Regions from separate parts of the Homo sapiens genome. Here regions 1, 2 and 4 are each linked to region 3. The links are chromatin contacts, found by Hi-C or POLR2A ChIA-PET in ENCODE. All regions are on one chromosome and are shown on one strand. Each heading gives the region's core, a stretch centred on a gene start or an enhancer-like site at or near the end of the contact. The rest is flanking DNA. Distances are from core to core; before and after follow the strand shown.

The links. A loop is a pair of places that touch in the nucleus more often than their neighbours do. ChIA-PET counts read pairs that join two places held with the same protein, here RNA polymerase II (POLR2A). Pooled maps may share reads with other maps.
Region 1: a map of CD4-positive, alpha-beta T cell shows a loop between it and region 3 (2.6-fold over the local background). The contact joins the enhancer-like site here to the promoter of PPIL1 in region 3. A Hi-C loop is called at or near these places in 1 of 168 maps with a recorded cell type or tissue (CD4-positive, alpha-beta T cell), 1 of 37 single-sample maps with no recorded cell type and 6 of 50 pooled maps. POLR2A ChIA-PET finds 5 or more read pairs at or near these places in 1 of 52 experiments (activated naive CD4-positive, alpha-beta T cell).
Region 2: a pooled map shows a loop between it and region 3 (4-fold over the local background). The contact joins the promoter of PXT1 here to the promoter of PPIL1 in region 3. A Hi-C loop is called at or near these places in 1 of 37 single-sample maps with no recorded cell type and 8 of 50 pooled maps. POLR2A ChIA-PET finds 5 or more read pairs at or near these places in 3 of 52 experiments (HEK293, OCI-LY7 and activated CD4-positive, alpha-beta T cell).
Region 4: a pooled map shows a loop between it and region 3 (3-fold over the local background). The contact joins the promoter of RNF8 here to the promoter of PPIL1 in region 3. A Hi-C loop is called at or near these places in 1 of 168 maps with a recorded cell type or tissue (B cell) and 7 of 50 pooled maps. POLR2A ChIA-PET finds 5 or more read pairs at or near these places in 2 of 52 experiments (MCF 10A and PC-9).

The regions. Positions count from the first base shown.
Region 1 is chr6:36,421,696-36,424,982 of GRCh38, reverse strand. All of the region lies in intron 3 of PXT1 (peroxisomal testis enriched protein 1), which reads left to right. Among named protein-coding and RNA genes, the nearest start is that of PXT1, 20 kb to the left of the region's middle. Within about 2 kb of position 1,627, at least 30 of the 41 ENCODE cell types and tissues checked have a DNase peak (open chromatin) inside an H3K27ac peak, as active enhancers do.
Region 2 is chr6:36,441,128-36,444,355 of GRCh38, reverse strand. PXT1 (peroxisomal testis enriched protein 1) reads left to right here and starts at 1,502. Exons shown (of 5, transcript NM_152990.4): 1 at 1,502-1,821. KCTD20 (potassium channel tetramerization domain containing 20) reads right to left here and starts at 1,356. Exons shown (of 8, transcript NM_173562.5): 1 at 1,245-1,356. RefSeq lists enhancers at 239-298, 904-1,003, 2,488-3,035 and silencers at 1,164-1,453, 2,612-2,681.
Region 3 is chr6:36,873,239-36,876,189 of GRCh38, reverse strand. PPIL1 (peptidylprolyl isomerase like 1) reads left to right here and starts at 1,387. Exons shown (of 4, transcript NM_016059.5): 1 at 1,387-1,473. The coding sequence starts at 1,418. It also overlaps a transcript of C6orf89 not described here. RefSeq lists an enhancer at 1,167-1,396.
Region 4 is chr6:37,352,566-37,355,863 of GRCh38, reverse strand. It overlaps RNF8 (ring finger protein 8), which reads right to left and starts at 1,881. Exons shown (of 8, transcript NM_003958.4): 1 at 1,589-1,881. The coding sequence starts at 1,699. RefSeq lists an enhancer at 1,579-1,628 and a silencer at 1,929-2,028.

The sequences.
Region 1 (3,287 bases), core at 378-2,877, 450 kb after region 3:
CTTGAGAAAGGGAAATTTCAAGCATCCTGATAGTTGCTTGCCACCACACCAGATTTTTTTTTTGAGATAGAGTCTCACTTTGTCGCCCAGGTTGGAGTGCAGTGGTACAGTCTCGGTTCACTGCATGCCCGGCTAATTTTTGTATTTTTAGTAGAGCCGGGGGTTTCACCGTGTTGGCCAGGCTGGACTCCTGACCTCAAGTCATCCGCCCGCCTCGGCCTCCCAAAGTACTGGGATTACAGGTGTGAGCCACCGCGACCGGCCTGGTATCCATTTTTTAGAAAGCACTGAATTGACTGAAATTTTGAATCTTCATCTGTTTTTGTATTTGTTTTTGTTTTTTTGAGACGGAGTCTCGCACTGTCACCCAGGCTGGAGTGCAGTGGCGCGATCTCGGCTCACTGTAGCTCCGCCTCCCAGGTTCACGCCATTCTCCTGCCTCAGCCTCCCGAGTAGCTGGGACTACAGGCGCCCGCCACCACGCCCGGCTCATTTTTGTATTTTTAGTAGAGACGGGGTTTCACCGTGTTAGCCAGGATGGTCTTGATCTCCTGACCTCGTGATCTGCCCGCCTCGGTCTCCCAAAGTGCTGGGATTACAGGCGTGAGCCACCGCGCTCCGCCTGAATCTTCATTTGTTAATTCCGTTGTCAACAACAATTATTCCCCAAAGTCTGAGATTGTGTCACCTATGAACACCTTCTAGGAACTTGTAATTTTTTTTAAGAGACGTAATTCACTTAACATAAAGTTCACCCTTTTAAAGTGTACGGACAGAGGGTTTTAGTATACTCACAACGTTGTGCAATCGTCGCCACTATTCTAAGATTTTATGTTTTATTGTAAACTCTTTCCAGTATGTTTTCACACTCTACCTCCTGATCCTCAGATTCCTTGTGAAGCTGATCGCTGTCTTCCGAGGCGTTCTGTGGGCGTTGCTACTTTTGCCTCAAATGCTTTCCTAATTACAGTTTCACTTCAAAAGAAGAGGCAGGTGAAGTTACTAACGCTGCTGCCCTTGATTTAGAGTTAACAACCCACTAGCTAACGTACATGCTTGTTTTCATGCCTAGAACTCCCGTTTTACCATACGCGAGTTATATGTCAAATCTCATTAGTGACTGGTAGTCTGGTGGGCCACCAATGTGCTTTCAACGCCTGCCAAACAATTAGAAACCAGGGATCTTCCAATAAAGTGCTGTCTCCCATGTCCTCCCACTTCTGGCCCAGGACACCTGGGTTGCCTTTCTGTTCAGGCAGCAGCGCGTTTCTCCCCTTCATCTTTATGATACCACTGAAGAAATGAGGGATGTGCGGAATGAGGGGGCGGTGTGAGGGGGCACGAACTTGTTATTACGGCGTCGAGAACGCCAGATAGAGTAACCAAAGACTGATAGAATAAATAACGCTGGTGTGTGTAATTCGGGAACCCGGCCTCCCTAACTCCCGCTCCCGCCAGGAGCCCGAGGCGAGCTACGCGCGCGCCGCCGCCGGCCGCGTCGCCATGTGCGCTCCCCATTGGCCACAGCTGGCCCACGTGACCTCTATCGCCTAACCTGCTCGTCCGCGCGCGCGCTTTTTCCACCACAGAAAGCCTAGGGCGGGAGCGGGGTTCTCACTGGTTGCGCGGGTCGCGCGCCCAGCTAAAGTGCGCGAGGTGGTTCCGAGGACCTGGCGGCGCTCTCTGGCGGGGAGCCTGAGAAAATGCCTAAGTACTGTCCAGAGGAAAACTCTTACTGAGGAAGCAGGAGATTGAGGAGGTCCACCTCTCCCCTCAGTGGCTTCTGTCCGGGGCTGTGACACAGACAGACTGAAAATGGAAACCACAAGGCAGGAATGTGACTCGCTGAAGCCAAGATTTATCTCTTTGGGGGCGCTCTACACATACAAACATAACTCTTCGGGGGAAAATACATAATTTTTGTATGGGGAATTCAAAGCCACATTTTCTTAGAAGAGTTGAGGGTCGTGGGAAGTCCAGAGCAACCATCCTGATACACATCATTTAAGGGAAATTAGAAACTCCTGGGGAAACAAAGATGAGTAAAAGCAAAAGGAGGCCCTGCCCACCATTGCTGTGCGGGAATGGAGTGATTTGACAAGGGGCAGAAGTGTAATAATTACTGATGGGAAAGGGCTAAATAAATAAATGCGTGTGCATGTGTGTGTAAGTAGTATAAATGGGAAATATAATTGTAGAATTCAATAGAGAGTACAGTTTAGCTTATTTTTCTCTTTAAGAGTGCTTGGAAGCTTTGCTTTTGCTTTTTTTAATTTTTTGCCTCGATGGCTCACCAACCCTTCCTCCTCTAGATATACATTTTCTTTTTTAATTCGTTCATTCATTCCAGAAATTCTAGAACCTACTATATTCCAGGCACTGTGCTAGGTACTGAGATGACAGTGATAAATAAAAACAGTACCAGTTCCTTCAGTCATGGAGCGTATGGTCTGGTAAAGGAAGCAGACAGTAGTTAATTGCACATATCAATGTTAAATATAATGTGATAAGTGCTAAGGAGAGGTCTAGATGTCATAATGGGGGATTTGACCTAGCAGGGAGATCAGAGAAGGCTTCCCTCAAGATGCAACCCCTGACATGAGACCTGAAGGGGTTAAGGGGGATGGAGGTTGCAGACAGAGGGAGCAGCTTGTGCAAGGGAGAACTGGGAGCCTCTCCCCTTCCAATTACTGCCCATCTCACCCATTTCCACTATACATACATTAATCTTGCCCCTTAGTTCTCAGGAGACATTTGTTCTCTTAATTCCAAGTTCTTAGGGAGTGCCTGGTTGTAACCTACAATGATTGTTAAAGACAGTGTTATTCAATAGGTAAGTATACATATCTAATATACATATCAATATACATTTAATATACAATACATATTAATATACAGTCTAATATGCATTATCTCTGTTGTTTTGTATAAGAAAAATATACAATGACTGTAACAAATCGTAGGATATGATATATCTCAATAGAACTAAAAGTGCTGTAGACAAAGTAGTGAGAGATCACATGATTTTGGAAGACTCAAAAAAGGCATCTTAGAGAAAGTAATTTTCAAAAATCATTGAGGTAAGATTTGGTCAGATAAAGATACAATTTAGTTAGAGCATAGGGTTCTAAAAGAAGAGTAAGGAGGTTGGACCAATCAGTTGAAATACATTCCAAGGGCTTTGAAAACCAGTCTAAAAAGTTTGTAGAAACTAAGCTAGTGCAGCGGCTTGCCTCTGTAATCCCAGCTATTCCAGAGGCTGAGATGGGAGGATTGCTTGAGCCCAG
Region 2 (3,228 bases), core at 253-2,752, 430 kb after region 3:
GAGAGTCAGGGCTTCTTGTCCTACGACTGGTTTAGGGCAGGGGAGGAAAACATCGACAAAGGGTTAAGGCTGTTGGGCAGTTTTTAAAATTCCCAGCCCAGCCTAAAGGTGGTGTCTGTCAACGTGTGGTCGGTCCCTGGATCATCAGTAACAGACCAAGAGTGCAGGTGCTTGCTTAAATCCCAGACTCAGGGACCCATCACAAATCTCTAGAATCAAATTTATGGAAGAGGTGCTAGGGTACTGCAACCTTATTACTAAGGAACAATCTTCTGTTTCAGAACTATGGCCTAGGAATTGGGGTTTCAGGTGGGGGCCTTGAGCGGAAGTCCTCTGACTCTGGATTCATCACATCCGACAGACACTACTACAACACTTTGTTTTGAAGACCATTAAAAAACTACCTCAACTTCTCGCACAGCGAACAGGAACAAAACTAAGGACTCTGGGACATATTTTCATAAGCTGGTTAAACAGTTCCTTCACAGCCTTGTTTATCATGTTAGTTTGTTCACTAGATTCTTATTTAAAAATAAATCTCTTCAACTGAGGAATTTTCAGAAAGAATCACAAACTCCAAAATAGAAGAGTTTTCTCATAGTGCAGAACTGGGCTTCTAAACCTGAAGACACTGCTATAAAAAGCAAAGTTTTATTTAAAAGAAAATTGCTGGTTAAGGCTTTCCCCAGCTCTTTTGCACTCAGAGCCACGGATGAAAGCTGGCAATTTGCGGGTGGCAGGGAAGGAAGACGCGGAAACAGGGCTGAAAAGACCGAGCAAAATGCGCTCGGCTCCAGAGTTCAGGAGGAAGTCCCCACCAACTACCTAATTTTTAATGGAGCCAATTAATTGCCAGAAAAACCGCGTCTGCAAATGTTTTGCCAGTCAACACTCCAGGTTCTCGCCATTCCTCTCCGGCGGGATGAACCACCCGAGGCCTGCAAAAAGCAGTCAAGCAGTCAAGTTACACTTCAGCTGTGCCCACCACCTGGGCGCAGCGTCGCCTCCCTCCCCAGGATCACCAGACTCTGCCCTCCGCGCGGAAACAGGAGCCCATCAAGCCGCTGCCCACAGGTTCCTCGCGCCCAGCTCAGCCCCGCGGCCTTTCGACTCGGGGGTCCGAACCGCCGCCGCGTCCGGAGGAGACGCCCCCTCGGCCACAAAGGGAAGACTCGGGCCACGCCCGCCGCCACACTCTCCCTGCCCGGTCTTCGCGCCCGAAACCGTACCGCGCCGCCACTTACTCGTCGCTCCCCGCCGCGCTGTCCCGCTCGGGGCTGGAATCCGCCCGGGAGGCGCGCGCAGGCCGCGCAGCCAGAAGCCGCAGCCGGGACCGGCTGTGCCGCAGCGGCGCGCGCCCCCCGCCCCGGACCGCGCGGCCACGCGGCTGAGTCACCCAGCGCTTCACGTTAAGAGTCCCCTCCGCGCGTGGCACGCCGGGAAGGCCGTGTCTGGGGACCCCGTCCGGGGCCGCACCGTAAATGGGTGTCGCCTTTCCTCCAGTCCACTCTGCACCCAACCTCAGCGGGCGCACTTTTCTGAGTTGCGCATACCCTCTCAATTATTAAAGGTTGCAGACGGAAAAGTTAGTAGTTTTCGGAATTGTAGAATACGCTCGTGCAGCGCCAGGACGGCTAATGCTTACCCGAAAATGTGGAACCCTGATCTCCCCATGCGTGGAGCGAGGTTGGAGGTAGCGTAGTAAGAATACTGGAGTTGCTTAAACGCATTTGCTCGAAAGTCACTACCCTGGATATACATTCTGGCCAAAAGAAAGGGGGAAAAACTCCACATTTTTCTCAAATACTGAGTTTCATGAAGGTACCTGCTATTACAAAGGTGTATTACAAATTTTAAATCAACCGGAAGCAAGTTACTGGGAAAACTGTGTTATGAGTAAAAGATTTCAGCATTCAAAAAACATCTATATATGGTCCATGTCCTATGAACCAAATGCTGGAAAACCCAAAAGGAAGTTCTTATTGTCACGGTTTCTAGTGGCTTTTGTACTTTTAAAAATTACACTAGGCCGGGCTTGGTGGCTCACGCCTGTAATCCTTGCACTTTGGGAGGCCGAGGCGGGCAGATCACCTGAGGTTGGGCATTCCAGACCAGCCTGGCCAACATGATGAAACCCTGTCTCTGCTAAAAATACAAAAATTAGCCGGGCGTGGTGGTGGGCGCCTATAACCCTAGCTGTTTGGGAGGCTGAGGCAGGAGAATCACTTGAACCCAGGAGGCAACTGGGAGGTTGCAGTGAAGTTCCCTCTCAAATATATATATATATGTCTATATATACTAATTAAATATACTGATTATGCAAACTATTTGTAAATTGTTGAAAGCTCTATAAACTAATAATAGCACAAATTTTAAAATTCGAAGTCGATTCTCCTTTTCCTTACAAGAGACTCTCTGAAAACTAATTTGGAATTGGATTAGAATTGGTGTTGAAGTGGAAGGAATGTAAGAAAATAGTTTGACTCAGTAGGTTTCACACGGTTAACGGATACTTGTATAGCAAATTTGTTTTATCAGGGTCAAAAAATTTAATTTTCAAAACTGAAGACATAAATTTTTTCATTATAATTTGGTCTTAGAGGCCTAGAGGGTCATTTTCCATTTCTATTCTCCCTCGTTTATGACTATAAAGTATGCAGGACTGTATTGTGTTTATCTCAACATGGACTAGGCTGTGAGGCTGCACTCGTCATCTGTAAGTCAGTCTCACGTCCCCATGGTGACTCAGCTTCCCTGCTGCTTGCGTCAGTGGCTCTGCCCTCCCAGCACTTCCGGGCTGGCAGAAGAGCTAGATTGGAGAATCCTGTAAGGGCTCTCCTTTGCCTCTGCCAGAAGTGAGTGGCCTTTTCACTTCTGCTGACGTTTCACTGTCCTGAACTAGTCACCAGGCTCAACCTGACTGACTCTAAGAAGGCTGTGAGATATAAATTCCTGTATGCCTGGAGAAAAGGAATATGAAAAAAGATTTAGTAAACACATGGCTATAAACCAATTTGAGTGAGTTATAGGCTCCAAACTTTACAACAGTAGCAGCATAGAGGATTGTTCAAACTAATGCCTTTATTTCCATTTTTATAAAGTACAGTGTTACAGCCTTTGAGTCAAAGAAAAATAAAAAACCTTCTGATATTCCTGCAAAACAGTTCTTGAAACAAATTCTTCCTTTCTGGAAAGATTCCTTCCCGTAGATTTGTATATTGTCTTTCT
Region 3 (2,951 bases), core at 138-2,637:
CAGTAAAGAACTACATAAAGTCCAGAGAAAGGCAACTTAACAACAGACTAAACAGACCAAGGATTAAGACTTTTTCATCCAGCTCAAGGGCCACAAGGTGGGCATGAACTTGAAACTGCAGGAGGTGTAAAAATTATACTTTAGCATTTATCAGTTTAAAATGTAGTGTTCCGTTCATTATTCATTCAGCAAAGCTGAGCACCCTGTGCTCTGTACTGTGCAAGAAGAGCACAAAGATGAAGGAGGCCCAGCTCCTCTCTCAAGGAGCTGTCTAGTTTATCTTTACAACCTTGTACATCCTTATTCCTTGTTGACAATTAGGGACATTACAGTTGAACTGTCGTTAAGAGCACAAGTGCACCAGCTGTAGTACTTTAAGCAAGTTATTTAATCTGTAAGGCTCAGCTTCCTCAAAGTAAAATGGGAATAGTAATATCTACCTTGTGGGATTTTGAAGATTAAGCGTGAAAATACGCAATAAAATGCTTAGCTTGATGCCTGGCACATGGTAAACATTCAACCATCATTATTAAGTGGTGTGCAAAGCATTTACAGCGTTAAGTTTAGGTACTCTATTTCATTTTTGTCCTCCCTCCAAACATTATAGCTCCTCTAATTTGCTTCTGTTCCTCGCGCCCTGCGCAAACCCTCCTAACAACTTTCAGGTACCATCTATCCCAGCCAATGTTAAGCCTTGTTCTTGCTCTGATCCGTTTGTCCTGTTTTCTCCTGTCTCTTCCTTTCTTTATCTCCTATTTTCTTCCTGCCCCTTCCCTCTCTTTTCTCCTCAGACTCCTCGTCTTTGGATTCTGCAGGCTCAGATTTGCTTTATGACTATGGAAAAACAAGTATTAACTGCCGAGTCTATTTTCAGATCTGAAAAATGGTAATAATACTATCTACTTATAGAATTGTTTTGTGGAGTAGATGAGATAAGAAAGTGCAAGCACTGTGTACATCGTACAGCGCCTTACAAAAATTCTTTACTGGCATCTCTAAACTACCCTCTTTCATTCTCTGCCTCCCCTTCCCGTCCCTGCCCAATTGTGAGACTAAGAAATTCTTCGAATTTAATATTAGGACATAACTCCAACCAGAGCGCAGCTTTTCTGGTTGTTCCCGCCTTCCATGCCTAAACGAACCAATCAGATCGCCCAGAGTGGCGCGGTATCGCCACTTGGAGACCACCGCGAATGAAGTTTGCATTTTCCTCTGTTCTTGAGCCCAGCTTCTTCTCGTCTCCCACCCCAGCTTCCCGGCATTGGAAGAAGGGACCGTCCTCTTCCTTGTCTTGGCCACCCAAATCCTGGTATCGAAAGGGTTGAACGGACCGGAAGTGTGCAGCAGCGACGGGTCCCCAGCTAATCGACGCCGGAAGTAGCAATTACTAGACAAGCATTCCGCCGCCGGCTTCGCTATGGCGGCAATTCCCCCAGATTCCTGGCAGCCACCCAACGTTTACTTGGAGACCAGGTGAGGGGGTTCGGGCGTCTGGGGCTGGCAGAGGAGACGCGGAGCCCGGGCCTCACCACGGGTCTGCGTTCCTGGCGCGTTCCTCCGGGAGGCCGGCCTCCACGTGGAGGGGCGTGGAGCAGCGGCCGAGACGGCCCCCAGAGGGTTGAGAGGGGACCGCCATCGCCCGCGTCCAAGCTCCGCGGGGTCTTGTGCTGAGGTCTCAGCAATAGCTGCCTGATTGTCCTCCTTCCCCCAGTCCGCTCATTCATTCATTCATTCATTCAACAAACGTGTAATGAGTCCGCAAGCCAGGCATATGGAATATGAGTTCTGAGGATACAGAGGTAGATAAAACACAGACAGCCCTGCCTTTAGGAGCTTACGGTATAATGAAAGAGACAGACATGTAAACATTACGTGATAAGTAATACAGTTGTAGAAACAAATTCCAGTAAAATACAGGAAGAAGCACATTTTCCCCACTATCAAAGAGTGATGTGGTAACCAACCTGCTGGCGCCATGCCCCGCTGTATGTCATCTCATTTAGTTTAATCTTAGCAACTCAAATCATGAAGGTATTATTTAACTTTCTCCCTTTCAATATTAGCAGGAGGAAACGCCGGAATTTACAGCTTAAAGCCTTGACCAAAGCCACACAGCTAGTAACTGGAAGAACCTCGTTTGGAGCCTGGTGTGCTCGTCTCACCTTGCTAGATCCTTTAGCTCTATTCATTCCATTGCCTCTTTGGAAAAAGCTCAAAGTGATCTTTACAAAGTAGGACAAGGAAGGGATCCTGCTCAAAAAACCTTTAATAACGTCTTGCTGCTATAACAGTATAAAGTAAAAACGTATTAATCCTGACATTCAAGGTGATTTTTTTCATCTGGCCCTTGTCTACCTGCCATTCTCCCCTCAACAGCCAGGGACCAGCCAAGGTCCTCTGCCTTTCTGTTCTTGCCCATTGCTGCTTTCAGCTAAAGCAGAGTTCTGTCAGTCCTCTCTCTATTTGCTCATGCTGTTCATTTCATGCTCCCTGGCCATCTTCCCCACCTTATATGGCAAAATTCTACATCTTCAGGCTCCAACCTGTAATTTCTGAATTCTCCTGTTGGTATTTTTTAAAGTTACAAAATAAATTGTTAAATCCAAGCAATGTAGACATACAGAGTAAGAAGTGAAAGTCACCTCCTTCCTGAAAACACCATCAACAGTTTGTTGGATGATTGTCCAGACTTTTTTCTATGTACATATAAACCTCTCTCATGTTTTTTTAACAAAAAAATGGGATCATATGATCATACTGTATGTATGTTTTTTCTGTAACTTGGTTTTCTTTCACTCAGTAATTCAGGTAGCTGCCCATAGTATGGATAGTTGATATTTTAGGCATTTCCTATTTCAAGGACATTTAAGTTGCTTCCTTTTTTTTTGGCTATGACAAATACTGAGATGAACATCCTTGCACATATTGTATCCTTAGGCACTTTTGTATAT
Region 4 (3,298 bases), core at 632-3,131, 480 kb before region 3:
TATTCAGGTGTTCGTGTTTTAATTTGTTAAACTTCCCACAAACATATGCTGTTGGAAAGGGCCAGGCAGGGAAAGATCAGTGCTCAAGCTAAAAGAATGAATGCTTAATGTGGACTTTTAGGCACTAATACCTGGATAGAAGAGGTATTTGGAGGCAGAGATGTTTTCTTGGTGTTCCTCAAACCACAGCATACAAGTAACCCTTTATAACACTCCCTAATCTAGCAATTAAATTTGTGCCTAGACATGAATTCCTCCTCTGACTTGAAGAACTACTGCTCTGGGAAGGAACTAAATAATCCAAATCTTAGCACTTGATCATACAGCCCATATGGATGTTCTTTATACGATGACTGCTTCATTGTATAAATCCTCTCTCCCCACTCAAGCCTTAAACTCTTCGAGCGCAGAAATTTTATTTGTCCTCATTGTACACCAAACAATGTTAAATACTCAGTAAATACCTGGCAGACTGAATTGAGGCAGTACGGCTTATAGGAAAAATCTACCTGAACACACATGAGACTCAAAATACTTCTTGAATTTACATCATGACCAACCATCCACTTTTACTGCAAAGAGAACTTTTCATACAGATTATTTCCAAAACCCAAATGGTTCCCAGTCATCACAAGCTTGTCCCTGACCCAGTTCTCCTTCTCAACCTGATTGCAATCTAACTCCCTCCTCCCTTCCCTCGTCTTTTCAAGATGCACCACGCTGGTGCATCTTGAACCGTGCCAGGAACGGTACCTCATCTTTCCCCTTAAAATATTTTTCATTTGCAACTGCATTAATAAAGACGACAGGCAGCCTCTGGAGAGAACTCTGAATACCTGCCCGACCCACCTCAGGGAGTGCCACTCGGCCGTACCGAGCCTCACAGGAGAAATGTGGCCCAGCCCAAGCCGCCCATGTTCCTCAGAGTTGGGAAGGAGGAAGACATTTCTACGTGAAAGTTTGATTGCTTTAAGGGACAAAACCCAAAATTTGCAATCGTTTTCAAAACAAACTCGAGAAAGTTCAGGCGCCGGGCCCTGCCTCGGCTTCCCGGCAGCTCGCGGCCCCCGCCACCGTTCCCCGACCTGGCACCGCGGGGCTCTGTGCGCCCTAAACGGGATCTGGCCAGCCCCCGCCCTCCCCTCCTCGACACCCCCGCATCTCCTCACGTTCCCTGCGCGTCCCTCTCCTCCCAGTCCCCGGCCCAGCTACCCGCTGACCCAGGCCTCTCTGGACGGGGCCCGCTTCTCGCCCCACAGGCCGCGGGTCAGGGCCTCCGTCCTCGCCCCAACCCTTGTGGCCCCCCCGGGCTCCCCAGAGCCGAACTCTCTTTTCTTCCTTTCTCCCACTCGGCCCCTATTTCTCCCCCAAACACCTCCCACCGCAGACCCTTCAGCCGCTCGCGCCAGAACCGCTTTCTCCCTTCTCTCCCCAGGAATCCACCCCCCCCACAGACACTTCGCTCCTCTTCCTGATGCCCGCCTCCTCTCTGCCATTCATTCAGCCCAGCAAGACACCTTCCTCCCTCCCCGGAGCCCCGCTCCCTCCAGCCCCTGCCCTCCGCTCCACAGGACCCCTTCCCCCGTACCTCGCACCCATCTTCCAGCAGCAGCCACCCGGCGCTCATCCCCACCCGCCGCAGGCACCAGCTCCGGCCACCGGCGCGGTCTCCTGTGACGAAGAAGCCGGGCTCCCCCATCGCCTACTCGACCCCGGGGGCGGTCAGCACCGAGCGAGACCCTGACCTAGGTTCTGGCTGCCTCTGTGCATCCCCTCAGCTTCCATATCTAAATAACAGACAGAAGCAATCGCCACACGCTCGCGATCGCTGCGAAAGCAGGCTCCGCTCGCCCGCCCTCGGCCAGGAAGCAGGAGCACTACGCCTGCGCAAGAGGACGGCGGCCGCCCTGGAGCAAAGAGGGTGGGTTGGGAGCCAATCCGGCCCTGGGCGGGGCGGGCGCGATTCGAGAGGTCTCCTCGCCTCACACCTTCCCTCGCCGCCTCCAGAACCATCACCCCAGTCCTAGCCGCCCCAGACTGGAACCTCTTCTCACCTTTCCTCTTTTTAAAAAAGTCATGTGAAACTATAGCCCACTTTTAAACAACTTTAAACTTTCCATCGGATTTAAGTCTGCCTAGTCTGTTGCTAAATAGTCTCTATTTTGCACGACCTACTTATATTACCGAAGTAAAAAATAAATTACACTAGGCAAATCTACAAAGACAAAGAGCACAGTTACCTGGGGCGAGGTGTGGGAGCGGGTATTGAATGCAGATGGGCTTGAAAAAATTGGAGGAAAGCGGTAATAGAAATGTTCTAAAAGTGGATTGTGGTGACAATTGTACAACTGTATAAGTTTATTAAAAAGTCATGGAAGTGTGGCCGGACGCAGTGGCTCACGCCTGTAATCCCAGCACTTTGGGAGGTCGAGACGCGCGGATCACTTGAGTTCAGGAGTTGTGACCAACCTGGCCACATGGGGAGACACCGTATCTACAAAAAAAAAAAAAAAAAAAGGAGGAAGGGAGGGAGAGAAAGGAAAAAAGAAAAAAAAGAAAAATTAGCTAGGTGTGGTGGTGCACACCTGTAGTCCGGCTACTTGGGAGGCTGAGGTGGGAGGATCACCTGACCCCGGGAGGCAGAGGTTGCAGTGAGCCGACATGGCGCCACTGCATCCCAGCCTGGGCGACAGAGTGAGACCCTGTAAAGTGAAGAAAGTGTAAACTTCCAGTGGGTGAATTTTATGGCATGTAAATTATACTCAATAAAGCTGTTAATTTTATTATTATTATTACTGATTACAGACAGGGTCTCGCCCTGTCACCCAGGCTGGAGTGCAGCCTGGAGTGGTGCGATCTCAGCTCACTGCAACCTCCGCCTCCCGGGTTCAAGAGATTCTCCTGCCTCAGCCTCCAGAGTAGCTGGGATTACAGGCACGCGCCACCACGCCCGGCTAATTTTTATATTTTTTGGTAGATACCGGGTTTCGCCGTGTCTCCTGGATTCAAGTGATCCAACCGCCTCAGCCTCCCAAAGTGCTGAGATTACAAGCATGAGCCCCCGAGCCCGGCCAATTAAAAAATTGTTTTTAAACTCAGCCTCTCCTTTGGATTTTCCATATAGTGTGATAGCTGCTGCCTGCAGTGAGTACATCCAATGGTTGAGCCCCTTTTGTCTTTTCAGTTTTCCAACACCCAGTTAACAATTTCTTTCTTCTTTCTTTCCTTCCTTCCTTCTCTTTCTTTCTTTTCTTTTTTCTTTCTCTTTTCTTCTTTCTCTCTCTTTCTTTCTCTCCTT